Regions from separate parts of the Homo sapiens genome. Here regions 1, 2, 3, 4, 6 and 7 are each linked to region 5. The links are chromatin loops, found by intact Hi-C in ENCODE. Cell type or tissue: PC-3. All regions are shown on one strand. Region 1 has its middle 330 kb from the start of LNC-LBCS. Region 2 overlaps LOC105374958 (a long non-coding RNA gene). Region 3 overlaps LOC105374957 (a long non-coding RNA gene). Region 4 has its middle 370 kb from the start of TRQ-CTG1-1. Region 5 has its middle 14 kb from the start of ID4. Region 6 overlaps LOC105374958 (a long non-coding RNA gene). Region 7 has its middle 160 kb from the start of MBOAT1.

Region 1 (4,000 bases), 380 kb before region 5:
ATGCTGCCTTTCGTGTTGGCATGCAAAATTAAGCCTGCATCTGTTTCCATTCAAAAGTTCCATCAATGGGCACTTTCAATTGGCTTGCTCCATAAGTAATTCAGAAGGTGGAACAGCAAAAAGATAAGAGGGTTCATTAAGTGATTAAAGTCACTGGAATTGATAATTTTTTTATATCAAAAGATTTCACAAAGAAAATGCGACTGTAGGGAAGTTTGGATTAATTTTTTTTTTTTTAACCTTGGGGGAAAGGGAGAGAGTACAATTAAATTAAGGGAGGTTCACGAATAGTGTGGAAAGTCAAGATTCTAATTTACATGAAGCTCTTCAGGGCCTCATAGGGGTCATAATAAACATGATTTGGGGGATAATCATTTGACTTGAGTTGACCAGAATTAACTTGCTAGAATAAAGGGAGACTGAGGCTTTCCCAGCTTCCGCTTGGGTGGGGAGCTTGTACCATTATTTGAATGAGTTATGCATAGCCTGAGAGTGCTTTTTGAATTTGACAAAAGGCATCTTCACACAAGTGCCCACCCAGTCAACTTTTCCATGCTTCCAAAGTCTTATAATCACTAGTGAAAGAGAACGCTTCTGCACCAGCACTGCAAGGGATGAGGACAGCACGTGTTCAGGGGAGAGAAGTAGTCAGTGGCTCCTGCACCAAGAGGCAAAGGACAAACATGCACCTCAGCATCTCAATCTTCACCAAACCATGAGAAAATTCTCAGTGCCTCAGAGCTTCCACTTTCTTTTCTTAAAGAAGGCTATCGCTTTACAGATATTTCCTAATGTATTTCTAGGAACCCTTCAGGGGGGTCTATGAGTCATGCATCAGACCTGTCTTTTGCACACATCTGTGGTTGGCCAAGTCAGGGCTCTGCTGCCTTAGAATGCAAGAGTTTCCCAAGGAACCTGGGCTGCACTAGAATTCTTCCCTCACTGCCTGAGGCATTGTCATGACCTTTGAGTAAGTGAAGAGAGACTAGAACGTTATTACCTCTGTATGCGATGAACCTCACCTCATAATACACTCCATGGCCATGGTGAGTCAGAACACCACTGCAGCTTGGCGCTAGTGAGCTTAATGATACAGGTCCATATCACTACTTTTGTAAAATAAGAAGTACATTTCCTCCATTGCAATTAGGAATTAGGATAAGGGAACCAGAAAACACTGGTTTGGGGGCTCAAGCTCCCAAACTTTACAGAAAACTTACTAATAAAATAATTTTGTCCATAGGGTGTAAAATGCTGTTAGAATGGCTGATCCAGAAAAATTTTATTTTTCAGTTGCGACACTGTACCTACTACTATCACTTTCCTCCATTTGGAGAGGGATGGGATGAGATATATATATATTTTTTTTTTTTTCCATATTTCCATCCCTGGGGATAAACTCAGTAGGCTAGAGTATAGAAATAATATTCAATATTTACATTGATATACATTTTTAAAAAATAATATCAACCACACAGAAATTATATGAAAGGAGTTTGGGCAGAGAAGTGACACAATAGACACAATTTGATTCAGGCTTTGTTTTTAGTCCAGCCCTGCAGTTCCCAAACTGTGCGCTGAGGGCGCCCTGGTGCTGCGGTGATTCATATGGGCACTGCAGGATGGACTACATTTTAGAGGAAAACATAGTGACATTTGTCAAATACCACATGAGCTATTATTACCACGACTTTTCTTGGACATAAATCAACTTAATAAGCAGGCTTGGACCTAAACTCAATTAATAAATGGAACTATTAGGTTTAGGGTGTTTTTGTTTTTGTTTTGTTTTGCTTTAGCTAGATGCACTTTGAAAAAGAGCTAAGACATTAAAGATGCTGTGAATGGAGTAAGTTTGGGAACCCATGGTCTAGCCAAGTGATGATGGCTGGCATTCCTGTGCTCAATCTCTGGCAAGAAAAACAAATATGGCCAAGTCCTATTGCTTGGAATGGTTTGGAAATAACATAATACTTTCGCAAAAACTAGTTTTCCTAAAATATGGGAAATTTTGACTTACTTGCATATTGATATGGTTAGGCTTTGTATCTCCACCCAAATCTCATCTTGAACTGTAATTCTCATAATCCCCATAATCCCCATGAGTCAAGGGAGAGACCAGGTGGAGATAATTGAATCATGGGGGTAGTTTCCCCCATGCTGTTCTCATCATAGTGAACTCTCACGAGATCTGATGGTTTTATAAGGGACTCTTCTCCATTTGCTGGGCACTTCTCCTTCCTGACGCCTTGTGAAGAAGGTACCTTGCTTCCCCTTCGCCTTCTGCCATGATTATAAGTTTCCTGAGGCCTCCCCAGCCATGCTGAACTGTGAGTCAATTAAACCTCCTTCCTTTATAAATTACCCACACTCCAGCAGTTCTTTATAGCAGTATGAAAGCAGACTAATACACATACTTACATTGTAAAAGTAGTTTAATATAGATGAAAAATACAGTCAACTAGCACTTCTTCCTTGTTTTCTTATTCAATAAGTTAGGACTTAGAAAAAGTTTCGAGTTCACAGATTGCCTAAATATCTTCTTCACTCATCATTCAAAAACTGGTGGCTCGTGAAAATGGTAGTATGAACGAGACATGCCCACCCGTGAGAAATCATGTTTCTTCGTATGATAGGTCATGGTAGGAAACTAATCCTAAGCAGGAAGACATGTTCCTGGATATATAATACAGGCTTCTCAGAACCATTCACATGAAATTTGACCCTAAAGCAGCAGTCCTCAACCTTTTTGGCACAGAGATTGGTTTTGTGAAAGACAATTCTATGAACCAGGGTGGATGGGTGTGTTAGCCTATTTTCACACTGCTGATAAAGAGATAACTGAAACTGGGAAGAAAAAGAGGTTTATTAATTGGACTTACAGTTCCACATGACTGAGGAGGCCTCAGAATCATGGCAGGAGGTGAAAGGCACTTCTTACATGACATGAGAAAAAAAAATGAGGAAGATGCAAAAGCAGAAACTCCTGATAAAACCATCAGATCTCGTGAGACTAATTCACTATCATGAGAATAGCATGGGAAAAACTGGCCCCCATGATTCAATTACCTCCCCCGGGTCCTCCCACAACACATGGGAATTCTGGGAGATATAATTCAAATTGAGATTTTGGTGGAGACACAGCCAAATCATATCATTATGCCTCTGGCCCCTCCAGATCTCATGTCCTCACATTTCAAAACCAATCATGCCTTCCCAACAGTCCCCCAAAGTCTTAACTCATTTCAGCATGAACCCAAAAGTCCACAGTCCAAAGTCTCATCTGAGACAAGCCAAGTCCCTTTTGCCTATGAGCCTGTAAAATCAAAAGCAAGTTAGTTACTTCCTAAACACAGTGAGGGTCCAGGTATTGGCTAAATACAGCCACTCCAAATGGGAGAAATTGGCCAAAACGAAGGGGTTAAAGGGCCCATGCAAGTCCCAAATCCAGCAGGGCAGTCAAATTGTAATGCTCCAAAATGATCTCCTTTGACTCCAGGTCTCACATCCAGGTCACGCCGATGCAAGAAGGTGGGTTCCCATGGTCTTGAGCGGCTCCACCTCTGTGGCTTTGCAGGGTACAGCCTCCCTCCCGGTTTCTTCCACGGGCTGGCATTGAGTGTCTGTGGCTTTTCCAGGTGCACTGTGCAAGCCATCAGTGGATCTCCCATTCTGGGGTCTGTAGGACGGTGGCCCTCTTCTCATGGCTTCCATTAGGTGCTGTCCCATTAGGGACTCTGTGTGGGGGCTGTGGACCCACATTTCCCTTCTGCACTGCCCTAGCAGAGGTTCTCCATGAGGGCCCAGCCCCTGCAGCACACTTTTGCCTGGGCATCCTGGTGTTTCCATACATCTTCTGAAATCTAGGTGGAAGTTCCCAAACCTCAATTCTTGATTTCTGCATACCTGAAGGCTCAATACCATGTGGAAGTTGCCAAGATTTGAGGCTTGCACCCTCTGAAACCATGGGCCAAGCTGTTCCTTGGCCCCTTTTAGCAAT
Region 2 (4,000 bases), 850 kb before region 5:
ATGTCTTTTTGTAGACCTATAAGTACTTGTTTTGTAATCTGGGTGCTCTTATGTTGGGTGAGTATATATTTAGGACAGTTGGGTCTTCTTATTGAATTGAACCCTTTATCATTATGTAATGCCCTTCCTTGTCCTTTTTTACTGTTGTTGGTTCAAAGTCTGTTTTATCTGATATAAAAATAGTGACCTTTGCTCTTTTTAGTTTTCTATTTGTGTGATAGATTTCTCTCTAGCCCTTTACTTTGAGCCTATGGATGTCATTAGATGTGAGATGTGTCTCTTGAAGACAGAAGATGGATGGGTCTTACTTTTGTATCCGACGTGCCACTCTATGCCTTTTAAGCGGGGTGTTTAAACCATTTACATTCAAAGTTAATATTGATATGTAATGTTTTGATCATATTGTGAAGTTGTTAGCTGGTTGCTTTGCAGTTTCTATTGTGTGATTGCTTTATAAGGTGTATGGGCTATGTATTTAAGGTGTTTTTGTGGTAGTAGATATTTTATTTTTATATTTAGAACTGTCTTAAAGATCTCTTGTAAGGCTGGTCTAATAGTAACAAATTCCCTTAGTCTTTGCTTGTCTGGAAAATATATTATTCCTCCACTTATGAAGCATATTTTGACAGGATATGAAATTCTTGGTTGGAATTTCTTTTCATTAAGAATGCTGAAACTAGACATCTAATCTCTACTGGCTTGTAAAGTTTCTGCTGAGAAGTCCACTATCAGCCTGATGGGGTTCTCTTCTCTCTAGCTGCCTTTAAGAGTTTTTTGTTTGTTTGTTTGTTTTGGGGTTTTTTTTTTAGCATTGACCTTGGACAGTCTGATGAATAAATGACTTGGGGATGCTCTTTTTTTAGAGCGACAGGTGTCCTCTGGATTTCTTGCATCTGGATGTCTATCTCTTTATCATGATTAGGGAAATTTTCTTGAGTTATTCTCTCAAATATATTTTCCCGGTTTTTTACTTTTTCTCATGTCTCTCAGAAATCCCAACAATTTGTAGGTTTGGTTGCTTTATATAATCACATATTTCTTGAAGACTTCATTTATTTTTCTTAATTCCTTTTCCTTTATTTTTGTCTGACTGGGTTCATTTGAAAGGCCAGTCTTCGAGTCCTGAAATTGTTTCTTCTGCTCGGTCCAGTCTATTGATAGAATTTTCTATTGTATTTTTTTTTTTTTTTTGAGACAGAGTCTCGCTCTGTCGCCCAGGCTGGAGTGTAATGGCATGAACTCGGCTGACTGTGCCTCAGCCTCCCAAAGTGTTGGGATTTCAGGTGTGAGCCACTGCGCCTGGCCTTCAATTGTATTTTGAAATTCCTTAGGTAAATTTTTCAATTCCAGAAGCCCTGATTGACTTCTTTTAAAAATGTTGATCTCTTCCTGTGTTTCCCGGATTGCTTTAAAAGTTTCTTCTTGTTAATTTTCAACCTTACCTTGCATTTCATTCAGCTTCCTTGCAATCCACGCTTTGAATTTTTTACCTTTTTGTCATTTTTGAGTTTCCATTTTGGTTAGGGATCATTGCTGGAGAGCAAATGTGATCTTTTGGTGGTGTCACTACATTCAGATTTTTCATAGTGCCATAATTTTTGCACTAGTACCTTCTCATCTGGAGACACTGACACTTCTAGTTTTTGTAATTATTTTTGTGCACATAGGAATTTTTCTTTTTCTTTCTTTCCACATAATATTATTGTTCTTTTTTCTTCCTCTTTTGTTTCTTTTTATTATTTTTTCTTTTCCTCTCTCTTTCCCTTCCTCCCTAGGGGCTGAGACTGTAGAGAATGCTGAGTAAGGTCTTTTGGTTTTGCTTCTATAGACATAAGTACTTCTATTGGCAGGTTCTTTATTGGGCTGTGTTGTATGACCTATAAGCCAGTAGATGGCACTTATGAGTAAGTGCTTGCTGTGGCCAGTGTGGCTGAATATACACCTGATCCGTGTTTACTGGGAGAAGCTCTCTGTTACTTCAGACAATGGGCTAATCCATGAAGTGCACAGTGGCCTGAGCTCTCTGCCCAGCCCTGAGGAGACGAGGGGCAAAATGGGTGGGGACATATAAGGCAGGTCTGCCTACAGGTCCTCTAATGGCAGGCACAAGCACCAGCACCAGCACCAGCTCTAAGGGATAATTCAGTAGGCATCCATAAAGCACTTAGAAGCATGCCTAGGTGTGAAGCTGGGAAACTCCCTCAGCCCCAAGTTCTTGCACAGGGGGAGCAGGACAGCCTAAATTCCTAATCCAGAAGAGTGGGTGCTCCTGAGGCCTGGAGAATCTCCCTGCATGTGGAGTGTAGAGTGCCCTCCTGCACCATAATCTCTAGAATTTTTAATATTAATGATTTCCAGCTTATCAATTCTTTATTTCATGGATTATGACTTTGGTGTCGTATCTTGAAAGTTATCCCCAATACTAAGGTCACCTAGATTTTCTCCTATATTATCTTACAGAAGTTTTAGAGTTTTGCATTTTACATTTAGGTTAGTGATTTGTTTCAAGTTTATTTTTGTGAAGGTTGAAGGTTTGTGCCTAGATTCATTTATTTTTTGCCTGTTATTGTTCACTTCGTCCAGCACCGTTTGTTGAAAAGATCACCTCTTCTCCATTGTATTGCGTTTGTTCCCTTTTCAAAGATCAGTTGACTAAATTTATGTGGGTCTATTTCTGGGCTCTCTCTTCTCCTCCGTTGATCTATTTGTCTGTTCTTTTGCCAGTGTCACACTGTCTTGATTACTGTAGCTTTATAGTCCATCTTGAAGCCAGATAGTGTCAGTCTTCCAACTTTGTTCTTCTCCTTCAATATTGTGTATTCTGGGTCTTTTGCCTATCTATATAAACTTTAGAATCAATTTATTGATATTCACAAAATAACTTGCTGGGATTTTGATTAGGATTGCATTGAATTTATAAATCAAGTTGGGAAGAACTGAACTGACAACATGGAGTCTTCCTATTCATGAGCATGAAATATCTTCCATTTATTCTTTGATTTCTTTCATCAGACTTGTATAATTTTTAGTATAGTTTTTTAAATGCCATCTTTACCCAGTTCTGAGGCCCTGCATAAAAGTCAGTGAATTCCTCTTCTTGATCAGCCAAATTAAGTCTATACCCCAGTCACCTCCATTATGGAATTTTCATGAGACTCAGGCCATGATCCCCTTTTGCTAAGCACCTCAGGGACAGGTACCAAACAACTAAAGACAGCCCCTATGCACCAGTGCTTGCTGAACTTATTCAGAGTAGCCAATTGTAAACTCATTTACCCTCTCTTGCCTATTCCTTCCCTTGGAAACCAGCATGTTTGCCCACAGTTCTGCTTTCTTCCTCTGCCTCAGGACTGACCCTGTTGCTTCCCCTGAGTGGTTTTATGTTAGAGGTAGTGGGGTTGGTGGGTATCTGTGTTCTCCCAAGAAAATTGTGTGGGCATAAAACTACAACTCTTTCCAATTAGCCTCTCTTGATCTATGCATGGCCTTACCATACCTCACCCAAGGTAACAGAGTTATTAATGAAACATACCACCATCGCAAGATCTCTCACTGATGTATCGGTGCTTCTTTTTGTGGGCTTACTGTCTTGCTGCTGGAGTGAACTTTGCTGTTCATATGGAAAGCTGAAAGTTCTGGAGAAATAACACCCCCAGAGAATAGCTCTCAGCCAATGGCTAACTGGAATGAGTGTATAAATACTCTAGTTCCCTTCTCCTCAGATCCATTAACTTTGATGCATGCATTTTATGCCACCTCCCAGCCTTTCCCCAGCATCCATCTTCTTACATTGCTAGCTAGATAACCATCTTTATTGCTTGCCTCCTCTTTGCTGTCTCACTTTCCCATTCCCCAACCCATGTTTTCCTTTACCTTATCAGTAAACTACTTGGACCTTACTTTGGTTTTCTGTGGTGGCCATGAGAAATTGACATAACAAAAATGTATTCTCCTACAGTTCTAGAGGCCAGAACTCCTTTTGCCAGCTTTACAGGAGCAT
Region 3 (4,000 bases), 1.1 Mb before region 5:
GAAACATGGGAAATACATTTTATCCTGGGTGTGAAACCTTTATCACATTAAAGTTGGGAGACATTTGTCATTAACGATATTTAGAATTTCTACCCCCACCATTGCAGAGCTATGTTTCCTATTGTCTGAACCCTGCATGCAGAGCAGGAAGCTCATTTTCTTGTGGTTGAGCAAAAATGAAGGTTCTTAGTGGAGATAAGTAGGTTTTCCTTTTCAGTATAGAAATAAATAACAGTAGTAAATAAATTGAGAGGAGGAAGTGAAGCCAAGAATGAACTCAGGAGATGCCACTGTGCCCAGGTGTGCCCTTGAGGAGGAGGGACAAGGGGTCATAGCCTCAGGACTTCTTACCTGTTGGCAGGGAGGGATGCTCATGTGGCTTCATTAACTGTTCTTTCTTGGGTAGAAGGAACAGGTCTGTGTATGGAAAAAAGAACTTCAGAATTTGTTTTTGTTCCCCCTCTGTTACATCTGTGCCTCTGATTTCTGCCACAACCGATGTGTACGCATTCCCTTTCTCCATCACTGAGCTTCAGTTTGGTTGTATGCTCCAAGATTGCTTAAAAGACTTTCAATGAACCTAATTCTATTCTCTCCTAAAGCATCTCTTTGAATAACCGTTTAAAGGAGCTTACAGCCTTATTATAGCAGAAAGCCATTGTTGGTGAATTCAACAAGGTGGGAGACCACTGTGTTTGTTTCAGTAGTGCAGGGCGGTGGTGTTAAGCCCCTGGAAGGCACTGAGCTCTACACTGGTGCAGGCTAAGGAGAAAAGATTAGGAGCTGGGCTTGAGAGCTGCTCTTCTGGGTCCTTGCAGCGTGCGCTCACAGCAGGCAGTGGAAGTGTTATGTCTACTCCTGGGCAGAGGGGCCGTGGCCCTGGCTGCAGGTATTTCTGGTAAATGCAGGTTTGAGGGCATGAGGATGATGCTTTGAGCTTCCTCTGAATGTTTCTTTCCGCTTAGCTAACATAAATGTTACACATTCCAAACTTTTATAATAGAATGAGTGGGAGACATTGGCAGTTGTCAATAAAACAATTGTCTATGGTACTCCTTATGTAACAAACTGGATTTTTAAAACTTATTTATCTTAAATTTTATAATATTTTAACCTGTGGTTTTTCCCTCTCAAGACATCCAAATGGCTAAAAAATCTATGAGCAAATTATTCAATCAGTCAATAACATTAAAAAAAGTACACATTTTAAACCCCTTTTTATGGTAAATATGTAAAATGCCAAAGCACACCGTGTCTTGACTTGTATGTTCGGTTGGGATTTATATGCAACTTTTAAAAAGTGTAAAGAAAAGCAGTTTTTCTTTTCTAAACTTTCTTCTCAGTTAGGTTCTGCAAAACGCTCCCCCAATTCTCATGAAGTCTAACAGCTGCTATTAAAGCTTACTTTACATGCATGTAGTTAGCAGATATGTTGAAAACGTTTAACAAGTTAAAATGCCAGATATAGTTAGCATTTGTAATTACAAGTATTTTATTTCTCCATAAATAATTCCAGGATTGATTAAGTATAAGGTGACACTAGCCAGTTTTTGGTCTTTGTTTTTTTTTCTCACGATCCTCAACCTTCTTTCTTTTTCCTTGATTTCCTTATTGTCTTTCACCAGTATTTCCTAGTTCCATTCCTTTTTCTTGACTTTGTTCTTTTCTATATTCTTTCCTTTCCCAATTTTTCCTCTGCTTTTTAATTTTCTAGTTTCCTTTTTCCCTGTTTTTTTATTGTTACTTTTCTTTCTCCTTTGTTGTATCTTAAAAGAAGGAAGAAATAAACTGTCCACCAGAGGGCAATCTGATCCTGCGCGCGCGTGCGCGCGCGCACACACACACACACACACACACACACACACACACACTCTCTCTCTCTCTCTCTCTCTCTCTCTCTCTCTCCCTCTCTCTCTCCCTCTCATACACACACACACACACACACAGCCATTTTCTCTCATTTTTTTTCTTTTAAAACTTCCTTCCAGAGGAATATGATGGTTCAGAGAGTAGGTGGTAAAAAACCCTTTTATTTATAAACTCCTTTCATTATAGCTTCTGTGTGGGTGTGTAGTCTCAATGATTTGATTTGTGAAGACTCAAACTGTTGTAGGTTTGTATAAGGAGTATATAGACCCTTATTCTAACAGCCCTAAGAAAACAGTGTAATTATTTGGGGTTATCTTAGAAGCTGCCAAAATACATGGTGAAAATGAAAACTTGAGCTGTGAGATTTTGGATGTATAAGACATGGAAAATCAGCAGACTAATTTCTCGGGTGCCTTTAAATATATGTCACTCTAGCATTCAAGAATTTTACACTCTCATTTAAAAAAATGTGAAAGTCATTATTTTTCTATATTTAGCCATGAAAATGTGTAATAGGAATTAATACAACATTGAACAATCAATTTGTGATGATCCTTATGAATAGCGGAGCTACAGGTAGAGTTGAATTCTGGTTAATAAAATACGTTTTAAAAATATGATTCCTAAGTAGTTGCAGAGTGGCTTAATACAAAGTGATTTTCAACATCTTCCAGGGCCACCTCTGCCTCTTGAGCTCGGTCCTGCCTCTGTTCTCAGGTAAGCTGCTGCAATTCTGTGAGCCTCAGTTTACTTCCTTGTAAATGGAAGTATTTTCAACTCAGGTCCTCATAAGCTCTTTATATGTTAATATGTAGTGGCAGGTCAATGTCAAGAAGAAACGGTTTGAGTCAGCTCTCTTCCTGACCTCGCTGACCTGCACATGTCCATGTCACCTGAAAATGCCATTCTGGATCCCTCAGAGGTTTGAGTAAAGAAAAGAAATTTTCTGCATAGAAGCTTGGTGATTTTTCATCCCAAATGTGAAAGAGAGTCTGTTTTAACTTCATTATCTAATGCAATGAGAGGCAAAATGAGGGGCTATATAAATTCTCTGAAGAAGGACAGGTGGCTGGGTTGCCCACTCAAACGCTGAAATGCTGCGGGCAGAAAGGAGAAGAGAGTTTCATGGTTTGAGTTTTAGTTTCTCAAAACCTAGGCTATACTGTGTGTTCACAAAGACAAATGCTGAATTATCCCGGTGAGTGGGCTTAAACATTTACTGGCCTGTCGATACTCTTTGTCTATCAGCTCACCAAGTTCTCAGTTTTCCATTTGCCAACATCATAAGCAACTTGGAATTACAGCTCTGTGGTGTGAGAAGAAGCCTGAAACTATTATAAAAGCTTTGAATGAGGGCTTCAACTTTTACTAAAGCTTTTACTTCTCATTGTCTAATTTCATATGCATTAGCTGAGTCTAAAGGAGAAAAAATGTGTTTGGAGTTACCCCTATTACCTCTGAAGAAACATTTCCAGCAATAGTATTAGACCTGAACAAATCAGTAGACCTAAACCACGTGGATGGAACCATTTTTCTACATGCTCCGTTTTGCCAGTCCTGATTCAAGATATCTTCTAAGAACACTTCATGTCCCCATGCTTCTAAAAAGTTGGATTGGACTCAGTAATCCAAGGCTTGACTAGCAGTCTTTCTTATGTAATCAGCATAAACTTTGAAATGTATTGAAAGCTCCCAACGAATTTGATGGGACAGAGTATATTTAGAATTCACTAGTTTGAGATTACTAGGCTGTTAATAAATTTGGCCATTCCAATATTACATCTGAATAAAGTAAATGGGAAAAGTATCTATGAAAGTAAATTTTCAGTTGTATTTGAATGTAATGCCCTCCTAGCATTCTTTCCAAGAATTTCAATGGATAATTTCTGCCATTGGTTTAATTTATCAGTAGATTTGATCTTTATGCCAGGTAGAATGTGACCTTTTTCCACTGCATGACTTATTCTGGAAGTTTCTGGGAAGGTAAACATTTTGGAATGTGAAATGTGGTTGGGAACTTTTCCCTGCAGAAACACCGAGTACATAACAAGTTAAAAGGTATTTTCAATTTGGTGCTGATCCAGATTATAAAATGTGCTAAAGGGACTGAGCTCAGAATTTAAAGAGTTTA
Region 4 (4,000 bases), 650 kb before region 5:
TTCAGTGCTGAGTTCAGGCCCTGAATATCTTTGTCAATTTTCTGTCTTAATGATTTGTCTAAAATTGTCAGTGGGGTGTTAAAGTCTCCTACTAGTATTACAGAGCAGTCTAAGTCTCTTTGAAGGTCTCTAAGAACTTGCTTTATGAATCTGAGTGCTCCTGTGTTGGGTGCATATATATTTAGGATAGTTAGGCCTTCCTGAATTGAACCCTTTACCATTATGTAATGCCCTTCTTTGTCTTTTTTTATCTTTGTTGGTTTGAAGTCTGTTTTGTCTGAAACTAGAATTGCAACCCCTGCTTTTTTCTGTTTTCCATTTATTTGGTAGATTTTTCTCCATCTCTTTATTTTGAACCTATGTGTGTCATTGCATGTGAGATGAATCTCTTGAAGACAGCATATGAATGGGTCTTGGTTCTTTATCCAACATGCGACTTTATGTCTCTTATCGGGTCATGTAGCCTATTTACATTCAAGGTTAGTACTGACATGTATGGATTTGATCCTGTCATTATGATATTAGCTGGATATTTTTCACAGTTGTTTAGTGATTACTTCATAGTGTCACTCGTCTGTGTACTTTGCTGTGTTTTTGTAGTGGCCAGTGATGAATGGTCTTTCCTTTCCATATTTAGTTCTTCCTTCAGGAACTTTCATAAGGCAGGTCTGGTGGTAACATATTCCCTCAGCATTTGCTTGTCTGAAAAAGATCTTATTTCTCCTTCACTTATGAGGCTTAGTTTGGCAAGATATGAAATTCTGTGTTGGAAATTCTTTTCTTTAAGAATATTGAATGTTGGCCCCTGATCTCTTTGGCTTGTAGGGTTTCTACTGAGAGTTCCACTGTTAGTCTGATGGGCTTCCCTTTGTAGGTGACTTGACCTTTCTCTCAAGCTGCCTTTAACATTTTTTATTTCACTTCAACCTTGGAGAATCTGATGATGATGTGTCTTGGGGATAATCTTCTCATGAGTATCTTACTAGGTTTCTCTGTATTTTCTGAATTTGAATGTTGGCCTCTCTAGCTAGATTGGAGAAGTTCTCATGGGTGATATCCTGAAATATGTTTTCCAAGTTGGTTCCATTCTCCCTAACTCTTTCAGGGACACCAGTGAGTTGTAGATTTGGTCTCTTTACAAAATCCTATATTTCTCAGAGGTTTTATTTTTTCCTTTTCATTCTTGTTTCCCTGTTTTTGTCTGGCAGTCTTATTTCAGAAAGGCAGTCTTCAAGCTCTGAGATTCTTTCCTCCATTTGGTCTATTGTGCTATTAATACTTGTGAATGCATTTTAAACTTCTTGTAGTGTGTTTTTCAGCTCTGTCCTGTCAGTTATGTTCTTTTCTATACTGTCTATTTTGTCTGTCAGCTCATGCATTGTTTTATCATAATTTTTAGCTTGCTTGGATTGGTTTTTAGCTGGCTTGGATTGAGTACTTCTGTAGCTCAATTGCTCCTCTCCATATTCTGAATTCTATTTTCAGCCATCTCAACCTGGTTTAGAACCCTTGCTGGAGAGGTAATGTGGTCATCTGAAAGAAAGAGGGCACTCTGGCTTTTTGAGTTGTCAGGGTTCTTGCACTGATTCTTTCTTATGTTTATGAGTGTATCTACCTTCAATCTTTGAGGATGCTGACCTTTGGAATTTTTTCTTTTATCTTATTTGATGACCTTCAGGGTTTGATTATGGTATAAAGTGGATTCTGCCAAATGGCTTTTTTTCTGGAAGATTTTAGGGGGCCAACACGCAGCTCCCAACTTCTGGACTGCAAGTTCTAAATCTGAGGGACTTGTATTTGGCCATGACTTTGTCCTCTGGCTCCTTGAGGTTAGAAATCCACTGTGCTGGCAGGCCCAAGGTGCTTCTGGGCCACTGGTCACTACACTCCCATAGGGCAGTGTCAGACAAAGCATTTTGTAGTGCGGTGACAGTGGAATTCATCCTCACAGCATCAGCTGCGGTAGACTGCTAGTGGGTGCCAGGGTACCTGCCTCCCTGCAGGCATTCACCACAGTGGTGGAGGCCACTCAGCTAGGTGGGGGTTGAGGGAGCTCCTCCTGGTGACTGTGCGCATGGTCATGCTGGAGGTGGTGTTGGCTTGTAGGCAGGACACTGGTGAGTGCAGGTCTGGGTGCTTTTTCTGTGCCCCACAAGCAGGAGTGGTTGCTTGGGGGCGGTGGAGGATCTGCTGTTCTCTGCACAGTGTTAGCACAAGGGCAGAGCACTGGCTGGGGCAAGGCTGGCCGGCTCTGTGCCTGTCAAGGCTTTGTCAGCAATGGCAGTCGGCAGAGAGAGGTGGGGCAGACTTCATTACCGCTTGCTGTCAGGGCAAAGAATGCAAAACTTGCCTGCAGACATGCTCCAGCAAAGCAATGTGGAAAGTTTCCTTGGTCCCAGGAAGAAGCTGCAGTATGGACAGGGGGCATGTGGGCTGGTGCGCGGTTGCAAGGGCCGCCCCACTGGAGCTCTCCACCAGTCAAGCATGGTCTGCCAGAGTGGAAGCTATGGTGTAAGTTCCCAGGGTATCCAAAACTGTCCTCCAAGCATGCATAGCCAGGCTGGGGACCTGGGAGAAGCCAGCGGACCAAAGGGTGCTCAGGTTGGACTGGCCCCTCTCTGCTGGGCAAGAACAAAGAGTTCAGGTCCAACAGATTCCCTAGGGCTAAAGTCTCCTGTGGGACCAAGTTGAGCCTAGGGAGATGGCCATCTCTGGCCATGCTCTGCTATAGATGCTCCATCACCGAATCTCTGGGCTTCATGTCAGCTGGCTTGCTGCCCCTACCACTTTTCTAAGCAGCTGTCCATGCCAACAAGAGTATTTGTGGTGGTTGAGGGATCTCCTCCTGCCAGGGTTCCAGAGGACTCTGGCAGGAGCAGGTTGCTCCTTGCCGGTTCAACACACCCATTTCCCAGGAGCCACTGGGGGACAGGAACAAGTCCCTGTGTGCAATAACCCCATGCAGGTTTGCCAGCTTTCTCCCATCAGCCCAGCTTCTGTGTCTTCCCTCCATCCACTCTCAGTGCCTTCTCTCTCAATACTTACTATATAATTTTTTTAAGTAACAAAATAGTACATTGATATTTTGTTGTCTTTGTTTCATTGGGTATAACTTACATACAGTAAAATTTGTTTTTAGGTAAATATAATTCTATGGGTTTGTCAAATAACATCATTTAATTATCACCACGATAAAGACATAAAATATTTCCATCACTCCAGAAATTTTTCTAAGGCCCCTTTGTAGTCAATCCTCACTCTAACCTGATCCTGCTGGAAAACCACTGAGAAGTTTTCTGTCCTTATAGCTTTGTCTTTTATTGGATGTCATATAAACATAATTATATTGTGCATTTGAGTCTAATTTCCTTACTTAGCACTGTGCTTTTTTTGATATTCACCTGAGTTACCGCATGCACGTTTGATTTTTTGTTGTTGCAAAATATTATTCCATTGTATGGATATGCCATAATTTGTCTACCTATCCACTTACCATCTGAGGGACATTTGGGTTGCTTCCCGATTTTTGGCAATGAAAAAAGTTGCTGTGAACATTCACACATTGGTTTATGTGTAAACATCTATTTATTTCTACCTCTTTTTGATAAACACCTTTAAATGGGTTTTCTGGTTGTACAATAAATGTGTATTGGTTAATTAACTCACTGAGAAACTGCTGAACTGTTTCTCAAGGTGTTTGTACAATTTTGTACAACATATCAGAATTCCAGTTGCTCTGCATCCTGGCCAACACTTGGTACTGTCACTTTTCAAAAATAACATTTTTCAAAAATATGCCCGGGCACGGTGGCTCATGCCTGTAATCCCAGCACTTTGGGAGGCTTAGGTGGGTGGATCACTTGAGCCCATAAGACTGGGACCAGTCTGGGCAACATGGCAAAACCCTGTCCATACAAATATTCAAAAAATTTAGCCAGGAGTGGTGGTACATGCCTGTAGTCCCAGCTACTTGGGAACCTGAGGTGGGAACATCATCTGA
Region 5 (4,000 bases):
TGGTGGCTCACTCCTATAATCCCAGCACTCTGAGAGGCCTAGGTGGGAGGAGCATGTGAGCCCAAGAGTTCCAGACTGTCCTGAACAACATAGCACAACCTTGTCTCTATAAAGAAAATTTAAAAAAATAACCGGGCATGGTGGCATGCGTCTATAGTTTCAGCTACTCAAAAAGCTAAGGTGGGAGGATCACTTGAGCCCAGGAGCTCAAGGCTGCAGTGAGCCATGATCGCGCCACTGCACTCCAGCCTGGGTGATGGAACAAGACACTGTCTCTACAAAAAAATAAAAATAAAATAAAATGTGTCCTTCATAAGATGACCTAACTTAGGGGCAGAGCTGCCAGCAAAATTTCAGGGCTTCCAACTCACAGTCAAGGAGACTTTATTGAGTTCAGTACATAGTAGAATCATTTATATTATCAGAGCATTTCTTTTTTTCAGTATTTATCTTAGGAGTTGTTTCTTTTAAAAATTCCTATTTGTTCTGATGCATATATTTCTTTTTTTTTACAGATCATTTTTCTCTTATAAAAATTCTGTAAACACAGCCATTCTTTCTGTATTTGTAATTTGAGGACCGACTGGAGTTATTCCTGAGAGGGCTATGTTCCTGAGAGAACAAAATTATTGTTTTTGAAACTCTAGAGAGAACTGCTCTGGCAAAAGAAATGTATCTTTTCATCTACAGTCATTCTGAGGTGAAAGATCTCATGATCACTCTGGACTATACAACCCACAAGCAGACTTCAAGGATACCTACAGGAACCCCAGAAGTCCTGATTGATCACACAGGCCCTAAAGACCCTATCAACTTGTTTATCAACTTGCAATTCTAATTTCCTGAGAGTAAAACACCAGTAAAAAATAATCTCCTCCCTCAATATTCTAGAGAATGCAAAGAAATACACAGTCACTGTAGACCTGTGAGCTTTTGCCAAGTTTGGTTTTCATTATTATACATATGAAGAGAATCATCTTCGCCAAAATCTATAAAGGGGCTGATTAACTCAGCTCTGTAGTAATTGTTTCATATTAAATCAGTCCAAAAGTTTAGGGCATGTTTCTCAGGAACTCTTTATCTAGCATCAGGTATGTATCTAAACAGTATAGTATCTGTTAATTTTGAAGTTATATAAAAAAAGAAAATGTGCATTTTCACACGTCTTAGTAGAAGCTCTTTACAGTTTATATAATCCAATGTTGATAGAGTAAAATTTTTTTATTCTTTCCAGTAATCAAAAAGTAGTCAAAATAAACAAAAGTTTCAACTTTTAGAGGTATCATTTTTTAGATTAGATTGCTTATATGGTTTGATGCTTTCTTAGAAGGTTGAATGATTCTAAAATGCTTTTAAGAAAAACATCAAGAATAAAAAGAATTACTTAAAACCAGGTCAAATAAAAAAAGATTATCAGAGATCTCATAAGGCTTGCAATATCATTTCAAGATTTATTTTAAAAGTAAGATTGCACTTTGTTCACTATTCTTCCCCTGCCAAAAGACACAGAACTTCCTTGTGAAACTGTGTTTAGGATCCATACCATAATATCATCTTTTCCAGGAAACTGAATCATAAAGAGGTCTATAGGGTGATCCTAGGAATGAAATCCCAAAATTCCGCAGGATGGGGCTAAGGTTTGTATTTTCAACCTGAGAACTTCAGGCTGCTTCTCCTTCAGCAACCTCCTCCTCTTCTCCACTGCAGCTCCCCCCAGCCTCCCTGAAGTCCCAGGGAGCTGGGGCCTGTCCTTCCTAACACAAACTTTCTTTCTTCTGGAAGTGCTGGAAAATCTCAGAGAGACTCACTGTCTCCCACATCCTGTAAATTTACCCAGGAGAGAAGCACTGTGCACACTTTGTGAGGAGGGTCGCGCTCATTGGAGAGACTCGGTGAAAGCAACGAGGAGACTGTACAAGCACACACGCAGCCTCTTCACCTCACACTCCACAGCTATTTCTCATGCACTCTGGCCTTAACTTTGCTGACCTTGCCACCGCAAGGTTTTATATCACTAAATAACAGAGCACGAGGCTGCCATGGTGGACAATCTGCCTGCACTTGCCCCTCCACATCACCAAAGCTCCTTAGATCCCATTCATCAAATATTTGCTTTTACACTTAAACACACAATTTATGAAACACAATTTCTGGTTCACCTAACCCTTGCATGACGTGAGTTTTGAAAAACCAGTAAATTTTCCTGCTGACATTCCTCAAGTTACACGCTTTCCTGGTCCTACAGGCAGTGCAAGTTATCTGCTGCCCTCTTTTGAATTTTAGGGCACACTGCACTCCTAAATAGGGCCTATTGCCTGAAGACAGCCTCTTTTCCCTGTCTAGGGGCTGCTTCAACCTTCTGGCTAATCCAGAGCCTACTGGAACAGCACTTTAACTCCCCTTTTGAGTGCTACTTTCTCTGCTGGTGTTCTTCCAAAGCAAAAGCAAAACCAATTTTATGAAGCAGCAAAAGAAGTATAAAGCATGCTATTACTTGTTCTTTTCTTTTTTCCCAGCTTATTGAGGTATAATTGACAAATAAAAATTCCATATATTTAAGGTATACAACTTGATGTTTTCACATATGTATACATTGTAAAATGATCATCGCAATCAAGCTAATTAACTTATCCAACACCTGATATCATTACCATTTGTGTGTGTATGTGTGTGCTGACAACACTTAAACGCTCTACCCTCTTATCAAATTTCAAGTATACTGCACAATATCATTAACTATTGCCACCATGTTGTACACTGGATTTCCAGAACTTATTCATCTTGCGTAACTGAAAATTTGTACCCGTTGACCAACATCTCCTTACTCCCCCAGCCTCTCCCCATAACTACCCTTCTAAACCTGCTTTGATGAGTTTTACCTTTTTACATTCCATATATAAGTGAGGTTATACAGTTTTCTGTTTCTGGTTTATTTCACTTAACATCCTCCAGGTTCATCCATGTTGTCACAAATAGGAGGATTTCCTTCTTTTTTAAGGTCGAATAATATTCCAGTATGTATATATACACTACATTTTCTTTACCTATTCATCCATTGACAGATGCTTAGGTTGTTTCCATAACTTCGCTATTGTAATTTCATTTCTTATCCGCCTGCCCCCTCTGGGCTGATCTATTAATTCCCCTAAAGTGTCTGCATGTAGTTCTGTTGATAAAGATACTGAAATGAAGAAGTATGCCAGAATACGATTTGCAAGCCTGTCCAGCTGAAGATAGCCATCCTTCCCAGACAGTAGAGGTTGAGGTTCTCACAGCAGTGACAGGTCACAGGGACATAGGCAGCCCTTCTAGGAAGTTAAACCTGCTGGGCTAGGCACGGCTCATTAACCCAGGTTTTGTGCAGACCTCCCCAACAACTGCTCTGCTGCAATGGGAGCATTCTCCAGTAACCATTGGTACCATGGCCCCTCCCTCAACCCCTCCCTCATAACGTCTCCCTGTGCTACCCTGACGTCCCTGGATAATCAACGCTCCTATTTCCTAGTGCCTACCAAACACGAGAAAGAACAGGTGAACATGACCCCTAAAAATAAAAAGAAAGAAACTATTGCCAACTTTTCCTCAAAATCATGCGGGGTTTTTTGGAGGACAAGAAGATAGCAACAATATAGTGCTGAGAAAAATCATAATATTGTGTCTGGAATTGGTGGGTTCTTGGTCTCACTGACTTAAAGAATGAAGCCGCGGACCCTCACGGTGTTACAGCTGTTAAAGTGGCGCGTCTGGAGTTCGTTCCTTCTGATATTCGGATGTGTTCAGTTTCTTCCTTTTGGTGGGTTCGTGGTCTCGTTGGCTCAGGAGTGAAGCTGCAGACCTTCGCGGTGTTACAGCTCTTAAGGCGGCGCATCTGGAGTTGTTGGTTCCTCCCAGTAGCCTTGTGGTCTCGCTGGCTTCAGGAGTGAAGCTGCAGACCTTCACGGTGAGTGTTATAGCTCATAAAAGCAGTGTGGACCCGAAGAGTGAGCAGTAGCAAGATTTA
Region 6 (4,000 bases), 830 kb before region 5:
GACAGGAAATCTTTACAATTTTGTTTAAAACTGGTAGGTGGCCCAGGCACTCCAAATCACTTGGGCTGTCTCAGTTTTCCAACCTGTGGTTTAAAGGCACGTGATTGTGAAAATTTGGCTTTTAAGGAGAATCAGGGTCTTCTTGAAGAAACAAACAAATCCAGCAGATCATCCACCTACTCCCTGTTGTTACATATGGTATTATGCCCCTACCAGTGTATGACTACAGTGTATAGAAAGAGAGAGACAGAGACAGAGAGAGAAATGTCTTAACAATCCCCATGCTATCCTTTATTTGCTTTGTGTTCTTTGTGTTTATTGCCAACATAACTTAAAGGTAAGGGGTGCTTAAGTCAACAATATTGATGTGATGGTTGCTACTCTAGTGAGCTACTGGGACAGACCTCATGAGATAAATTACACTCATGAGATACATTCATGTTAGGATTAGGATTTTGAGCCTAGTCCTAACATAAAAAGAGCAGCATCTCCTCTCCAAAAGGACAAAAGCAAGTTGGTTGCTGTAATTTCAGGTAGTTCCTTGTGTGGTTATATTGTACAATCTACCTCTCCACATCTGCCTGATTAATGATTTTTGTTTACTTAATTTTAATACAATAGTACAAAAGAATATATGTGACATATGTATGTTTGTATGTATGTATATATATGTATATGTAAGTCAGGGGTCCTCGACTCCCAGGCCATGGATGGGTACTGGTACTGGTACTGGTTGCTGTTAGAAACTGACATAGCAGGAGGTGAGCAGTGGGTGAGCAGAGCTTCATCTGTATTTACAGCCACTTCCCATTGATTGAATTAACACCTGAGCTCCGCCTCCTGTCAGATCAGCAGTGGCATTAGATTCTCATAGGTGCGTGAACCCTACTGTGAACTGCACATTCAAGGGATCTAGGTTGCCTGCTCTTTATGAGAATCTAATGCCTGATGATCTGTCACTGTCTCCCATCACCCTCAGATGGGACTGTCTAGTTGCAAAAAACAAAAACAAACAGAAAAAAACAAGCTCAGGGCTCCCACTGATTTTACATTATGGTGAGTTGTATAATTATTTCATTAAGTGTTGTAATAGAAATAAAGTGTACAATAAATGTATTAATAATACCCTTGCATCCCCAAATTGTCCCTAATATCCCTGTTCTGTGGAAAAATTGTCTTCCATGAAACCTGCCCCTGGTGCCAAAAAGTTGGGAACTGCTGATGTAAGTTATAAAGTGTGATAGTGTAATGAGCAACTGTGAACCTATCATCCAATCGAAATATTCGAACATGGTTGCAATGCTTCCCTGTATTTATCCCCTGCTTCCATGCTGAAATATTCCCCTCATTTTGCACAAACAGTAACCAGTACTTTGAATTTTGTGTAATTATTGCTTACTCTACTTTTATACTCTTGTCATTTGCTTGTTGGTAGGCCTAAATAACAGATTTTTTCAGTTGTGCTTCTTTTTGAGCAGTTCATTAAACTTATTACATGGGATATCTTCTTATGAAATTTATTGTTTTTCACTTTGCATCATGGTTGTCTGTAGCTATCGTTCAATCGCGTGTTCCATGGAATAGCTATGTCACAACTGATTTATCTATTCTCCTGTTAAAGGAGAATTATGGCTTCCAGTTAGCTGTTGCTGTCATGAGTATACTCTTCTACATCTCCTATTGCACATCTATGCAAGTGTCACTGACACATATACCTAGGACAGAGTTTCTCAACCTCAGCAGTACTGATGTGTGGAGCCGGATAGCTCTTTGTTGTGGGAAACCGTCCTATGCATCGTAACAGGTTTAACAGCATCCCTGGCCTCTACCCACTAGATGTCAGTAGTGTCTCCAAGTTGTGACAACCAAAAATGTCTCCAGACGTTGCCAAAGGTATTCCAGGGGTCAAAATCACTTACCTAGAAATACAGCTGCTGGGTAGAGACAACATGTAAGTATTCACTTTCACAAGAGAAAGCCCAGTTGTTTTCCAAAGTGATTGTAACCACTTAGTGCCTACTGGCTTTCCCATTGATTCACTTCTTCTCTGATACTGGGTATTGTCAGATCTTCTAATCTGAGATAATTAAATAGGTGTAAAACTGTATCTTATTATGGTCATAACTTGTATTTCCTTGATTATTAGCTAGGTTGAGCACCTCATTATATCTGTTTTGGCCATGCTTCTTTCTCTTAACAGTGTTTTGGCTTTTGCCTGTTTTTCCGTTGGGTTGTCTGTTATTGATTTGTAGAAATTATGTATGTATTCTGGAATATATTAATCCTTTGTTGTTAAGTGACTTGTAAATATCTCCCTTTGTTTGCCATTTATTTTTCTTATTCTCTGATGGTGTATTTGCTGAACACAATTTTTAATTTTAATTAAAATATAAAAATTTAAGTTAAATACTACAATCTTAATTTAAATATTAAAATATGATAGGATTTTTTTTTATGGTTAACCTTTTTTACCCCAAGATTACAAAGGAATTTGCCCCTATTTTCATTTCTGGTTAGGACATGAAAAGAATAGCTCCTTCCTGACTTACTCTCTCTTGGATCAATTACTGTGATGGAAACCAGCTGCCATGTCAGGAGTACACTCAGCTGGCCTAATGGGAGGCCCACACAGAGAGGCACTGAGGTCGCCAATCAATAACCAACACCAATACAGCGCAGGTGAGTGGGTACTTTTGGAATTGGATCCTCCAGCACTCATGAAGCCTTCAAATGACCGTAAGTTTATGAGAAACCCTCATTTAAACCTAATACCCAATGTTATAGCATTAAGAGGTAGAACCTTTTGGAAAGTGATTAGGTTATGAGTGCTTTGCCCTCATGAATGGGATCAGTGCCCTTATGAAAAACATTGACCCACTCCCCAAATTCTAGGTTCTCCTATTCTGACCCTCAGAAAATGGCAGGGATAATGAATATTTATAGTCATTTCATAAAACTTTAAGTTTTAGAGTAATTTGCTATTCTGCAATAGATAACTAATACAGCTTCCTTTCTACTTTGCTAATGATCTTTGATTGTGAGCACATTACTTGATCTCTTTGGTGGAAATCCTGCAGCTCAAAAATTGAGAAGGCTTTCTTTCAGTCTGGGTATGCTTTCTGACTATGGCTTCTGTCATTAATAAACTTCTGTTTATCTTGGGTCAGTTCAAGAATTCTAGACTCAGATTCTCTAATATTTGCTCAAGACTTAGTAACCAACAGCATTGCTACTCTCCTGATCTACCCTTAGGTCACCCTGTTCCTCCTGACCCCTGATTGTTCTGATCCCAGTTCTTCACTGCAGTTCATATGGCAGGAATTTGGGGAGAAGGTTTGAAAATCTCCACCAATTTAAAGGCAAACAATGCTTTGAAGACTTTGTCCTATGTAATAGATAGTAACAGGAGGTTTTCAGAGCACCTAGTCAGCCATAGTGCTAAAAGCAGATAGCCAAAAAGATTTTCCCAAGGCCTTCTCATCTAGAGGAATGGAGCAGACAGCTTCTTTTCAATACATGGGCATTTGATATATGTTATCCAGGGCTTGTGGCACCATATGATGAAGTTGAAACCCTTCTTTTAAGCAACCATTGACCTACTGATGGACAAAAACAAACTGGTTTAGATGTCCCTTCAACATGAGGGTCCACAAATTAGACCTATATCTTCAGCCTTCTCAGATAACACATGCTAAATTATTTAGCTTGCTAAGTGCCAAAAATTCAAACCTCTAATCAGTGTCAGTTTTCCCAAGGCAGAATTTCTGGAAACTACTGACCTGGAAATATGATGGGAATGAGGATGGCCTCTGGCAATAACTCTCTTGCCTCTCTACATCTCAGTTACCAAATGTATAAAATGTAGACATGGTTTGAGATGACTGTCAAAATCTTTTCCAGCTCCCACAATTTTTAAAATATCTATAGATAATGTCCATTACCAGTAAAAAAAAAAAAAAAAAAAAAAAAAGATATATCAAATAGACCCCTCCTAGCTATC
Region 7 (4,000 bases), 200 kb after region 5:
AGATGCTACTGGCTTCAAAAAGACAAAATTTTGGCTAGATGCAGCGGCTCATATCTGTAATCCCAGCACATTGGGAGGCCAAGGCAGGAGGATTACTTGAGGCAAGAATTCGAGACCAGCCTAGGTAAAATAGGGAGACCCCCCCATCTCTTTAGAAATAAAAAATAAAATTGGCTGGGCACAGTGGCCTATTCCTGTAGTCCCAGCTACTCAGGAGGCTGAGGTGGGAGGCTCTCTTGAGCCCAGGAAGTCGAGGCTACAGTGACCCATGATGGCACCAGTGCACTCCAACCTGGGCAACAAAGCAAAAGTCTATCTCCAAAAAAACCAAACAAAATTTAATCCTTTGACCATGTGATTTTGTATCGTATGTTATACTATATTATGTATTATGCATCATGTGTATACATTATTTAGACATTTTTTGCTTTTAAATTCTTCAAGTGGATGTGCCTAGGTAGCTGGACATTTTGTCTTCTCGTCCTTCATCCCGGGTCCGGGTCATCCCACACATGCACCACCTCTTGGGCAGATCAGGGAGCTCTTCTGCTCTGTCAGAAATGAGACAGGAATGGAACAACTGGCTGTGTGGTGAGGTAGGGCCGGGGAGAGGAGAAACTCAGGGGTACAAGGGTGAGGGGAGGGAGAGAGACTCCTAGTAAGTCTTCTCATGAGGTCCGAGAGAGAAGCAGCCACATGATGGCTACAGAAACAAGGAATGAAAGCTTTCATGTCTGGCGTGTGGAGCACATGGGGCCATCTGAGTGCTTTCTCCAACCTTGGAGAAGGCACTTTCTAGTCTCTGCACAAGGGAGATTATGAATTATGGATTATGGATTGCAATGGGGATACTTGAGTCAGAGGTAAGAAGGTGAAGTGCATGTCCTACTGGAAACTGTGTGTGTGTGTGTGTGTGTGTGTGTGTGTGAGAGAGAGAGAGAGAGAGAGAGAGAACACGAGTAAGAACAGCAAGACTGGCTAGTAAGAAATCTACTAGGAATGCATTTCTAGCATGAAAGGCATGATCCTAAGATTATACATAAACACAAAGAATCAGCAGCCCAATTACATTTCACCTGTAGTCCCAGCTACTCAGAAGGCTGAGGTGGAAGGATCACTTGAGCCCAGGGAGGTCAAAGCAGCCGTGAGCTGTGGTCATACCGCTGCACTCCAGCCTAAGCGACAGAGCAAGACCCTGTCTCAAAAACACAAACAAACAAACAAACAAAATGTTATTTTATTCTTTTTTGTAATTTGGAGCAATTTTGATAACTAAATAATATTTAATTAACTCAAATTTTCTTTTCTAACAGTTGACTCCAACTTTCTTTTTGAACCAGGAAAGAAATACGTTACACATGGATATGCTAGTCAGAAACAAAAGTCATGGGTAAAGTAATGAATTTTCAAAGTTACTTTAAAACAGGCCCATTTTTGTATATGTATGTGTGTGTTTTCAACCACCATGGCTTCCCAAAATTAAAATATACTGGGAAATGGGGGACTATAGGGATGGGGTGGAGTAGAGATGAACAAACCAACATTTCCAATTCCTGAACAGGATTCCCCCAACTTGCTATTAAGACACTGGGCTGCATGCAGGATTCGGAATGTTCATATATGGACAACCTAATCCATTGTTTTATTTTCACTCCTTCAGCCCAAACAAGTGTCCTCACTCTCTTCTGTCTTGCTTCTGGATCTTAATGTTTGCATGAACAAAACATTAAGAAACGAGAGAGCAATCCAGTGTAGCAAAGCGCTATCGCTGCAAATAGTCATCTTGAGGTTTGTTGGGATTTTCAGAAAGTAAGACACGTTCACGGTTATGAGTGGGCATCCGATTTACCTGCTAGAAATGTAAGTGACTCTTCACATGGGCCCTTTTCTCCAAAAACACCACCTTTCAGAGAGATGAAGTGAAGTGGGGAGACTAAGAATCTAATATTTTCAGCTACATAAATTCATTTCAGCATAAACTCATCTCAGCTTGAAAATCTGAACAATGTAAATTTACTCTCCAGAGAGAAAGATAAAGAGAAGAAACGGCAAGATTTCTCCCTGGAATCTGTTGAGAATAAAGAGGGAGCATGGGTGTGGGGACGTGCATTTTGTGCTGTACCTTTGAAAAGAGAACAGAACACAATGTCCTAAGATAAATCGTCATTTTCTGAAGCCAGCATTTTCTCCCAAATTCTTAAGGAAATGTTGCCACCTTCTGGACAAAAGCTTAGTAAGCATTCACCACAACCCTGCTTTCCAGCTTATTTATAAACTCGTTTACATGAGTTAATAAATAATTTTGCTGTGACTTTTCTATTATTCTACCTGCACAGCACTGATAGCCTCAAAAACTCAAGTCACTATAAAAGCACTAATCATATGCCTAACAGAACAGAAAGCCCACTTTGCCAATTAAGCAGATTCTTCAAGAGAGAAATAATCACACTGACAAAGTTTACCAGATTTTAAAAAATCTCATTCATGGACTTCTTAACTCTTACAGGGTTTGAAGAATGGTGGGTAGACTCTCAACCAGGTTTTCTCTTTACAGTTTTTTTTTTAATTACAACTTCTCTCTTTTAATAATAGGTTCAAATTCATCTAACCAAATAGTCTTGAATTTGATTTTTTTTCAATGTATTTTAAGGTCATCAGTAATATTTTGAGCATTCAGAAACAAAGACATCTGTGCTCATATCCTGAGAATTTGTAAAATGCTCACATTTCTTTACCGTAATGGGTGGGCCCTTCCCATCAGTCAATTCTCATTACCAATGTTTTCAATAAAGCAAGGCAGTTAAGGTGGACACGCTTTATGTGAAGAGCTATGCATTGTGCAAAGAAGGCGCCTGCCCACTTAGTACTGAGCATCTTCCCCATGCTTACGCCTGAGGTTTGCGTCTCCAACGTGGAGGAGTCTGCAAGACGACGAAGTTCATTGCTCTGCTGGATGAGGACCGCATTACTTGATCTTCTCAGCGCTGTTTAAATGTCCAATAAACCCAATGTCCCTCTTCATTCAGGATCTCGCCGAGGGCTTAGAGGAAAGCTGCAGTACTTCTCAGAGAAGCTCTATTCATTTTTCTGAGGATGTGGCTGATGAAATTGACAGCCCTGTCTTCCTCATCCATGTTTTCGCAGGTGGGAAATTCGGTGGTGAAGCCCCAACTTGCGGCATGTCCCTAACACTGCTGATAGCCTTGTCTTCTGTTCTCCAGCCCTTCAGGTGGCTGACCAGGAGCCCTACTGCACGATCTAAGGTGTTAACTCAATTCTGTGCTAGACCGTTGCCTTGGTTTCCCCCACAGTCATTGCAGCAGCGGGCTACATGGCATCTCTGCAAATTAAAGAAGTGCACGGAAAGGAGAAAAGCCAACTGTTTTGACCAAATCGCAGACAGTGCTTTTCCTCATCCACCAGACATGAGAACCAATGGAGGCAAATGGAAAAAAACACATCCTTCTTAGAAATCTTGTTTGGGCCGGGCGCAGTGTCTCGCGCCTGCAATGCTGGCACTTTAGGAGGCCGAGGCAGGTGGATCACCTGAGGTCAGGAGTTTGGGACCAGCTTGGCCAACATGGTGAAACTCCGTCTTTACTAAAAGTACAAAAATTAGCCGGGCATGGTGGTGCGCGCCTGTAATTCCAGTTACTCGGGAGGCTGAGGCAGGAGAATTGCTTGAACCCGGGAGGCGGAGGTTGCGGGGAGCCGAGATCGCACCACTGCACTCCAGCCTGGGCGACAGAGCAAGACTCTGTCTCTAAAAAAAGAAAAAAATGAAAAGAAAAATATCTTTTCGTTTTGAATGGGGAAGCCCCTGGTGCAGAAATGTCTTTGGTACTGGTGATAATCTGGGCCTGTGAGTGCTAAATTGATTCTCTGTCCTGCAGGGGCTGAATATCAAGGAACAAATGCATTAATCATGGGAGAGCCTGTGTGCCAACGAGCATAAAGACCACTGCACCCAGCAGCGGCGATTGCGTGAACCTTTCCACAG

Evidence for each region. Hi-C counts contacts between places; a loop is a spot of excess contacts. Peaks named below come from ENCODE experiments on the same cell type or tissue, not always from the same donor. Only the 100,000 strongest peaks of a DNase experiment are listed, where the experiment ranks them.
Region 1: a loop joins it to region 5, with 6 times the contacts of the local background. A loop is called at or near these places in 5 of 110 quality-filtered maps.
Region 2: a loop joins it to region 5, with 11 times the contacts of the local background. A loop is called at or near these places in 24 of 110 quality-filtered maps.
Region 3: it touches region 5 in a loop (12-fold over the local background); 24 of 110 quality-filtered maps call a loop at or near these places.
Region 4: a loop joins it to region 5, with 16 times the contacts of the local background. A loop is called at or near these places in 6 of 110 quality-filtered maps.
Region 6: a loop joins it to region 5, with 9 times the contacts of the local background. A loop is called at or near these places in 40 of 110 quality-filtered maps.
Region 7: it touches region 5 in a loop (5-fold over the local background); 11 of 110 quality-filtered maps call a loop at or near these places.

The regions. Positions count from the first base shown.
Region 1 is chr6:19,471,456-19,475,455 of GRCh38, forward strand. No RefSeq gene overlaps it. Among named protein-coding and RNA genes, the nearest start is that of LNC-LBCS, 330 kb to the right of the region's middle. In PC-3, a CTCF peak has its summit at 1,624; a DNase peak (open chromatin) is centred at 926; H3K27ac peaks cover 959 bases.
Region 2 is chr6:18,995,626-18,999,625 of GRCh38, forward strand. All of the region lies in intron 1 of LOC105374958 (a long non-coding RNA gene), which reads left to right. Among named protein-coding and RNA genes, the nearest start is that of TRQ-CTG1-1, 160 kb to the left of the region's middle. In PC-3, CTCF peaks have their summits at 1,874 (motif pointing right) and 2,076; a DNase peak (open chromatin) is centred at 1,906.
Region 3 is chr6:18,747,738-18,751,737 of GRCh38, forward strand. LOC105374957 (a long non-coding RNA gene) reads right to left here. Exons shown (of 3, transcript XR_926557.3): 2 at 352-417. Among named protein-coding and RNA genes, the nearest start is that of TRQ-CTG1-1, 86 kb to the right of the region's middle. RefSeq lists an enhancer at 1,681-1,975. In PC-3, a CTCF peak has its summit at 1,775 (motif pointing right); no DNase peak of the experiment used is centred here; H3K27me3 peaks cover 2,391 bases.
Region 4 is chr6:19,203,099-19,207,098 of GRCh38, forward strand. No RefSeq gene overlaps it. Among named protein-coding and RNA genes, the nearest start is that of TRQ-CTG1-1, 370 kb to the left of the region's middle. In PC-3, a CTCF peak has its summit at 1,536; no DNase peak of the experiment used is centred here.
Region 5 is chr6:19,849,757-19,853,756 of GRCh38, forward strand. No RefSeq gene overlaps it. Among named protein-coding and RNA genes, the nearest start is that of ID4, 14 kb to the left of the region's middle. In PC-3, a CTCF peak has its summit at 2,273; a DNase peak (open chromatin) is centred at 2,235; H3K4me3 peaks cover 400 bases; H3K27ac peaks cover 938 bases.
Region 6 is chr6:19,023,109-19,027,108 of GRCh38, forward strand. LOC105374958 (a long non-coding RNA gene) reads left to right here. Exons shown (of 5, transcript XR_001744010.1): 3 at 2,518-2,679. Among named protein-coding and RNA genes, the nearest start is that of TRQ-CTG1-1, 190 kb to the left of the region's middle. In PC-3, CTCF peaks have their summits at 1,825 (motif pointing right) and 2,025; a DNase peak (open chromatin) is centred at 1,843.
Region 7 is chr6:20,054,369-20,058,368 of GRCh38, forward strand. No RefSeq gene overlaps it. Among named protein-coding and RNA genes, the nearest start is that of MBOAT1, 160 kb to the right of the region's middle. In PC-3, a CTCF peak has its summit at 2,223 (motif pointing left); a DNase peak (open chromatin) is centred at 2,203.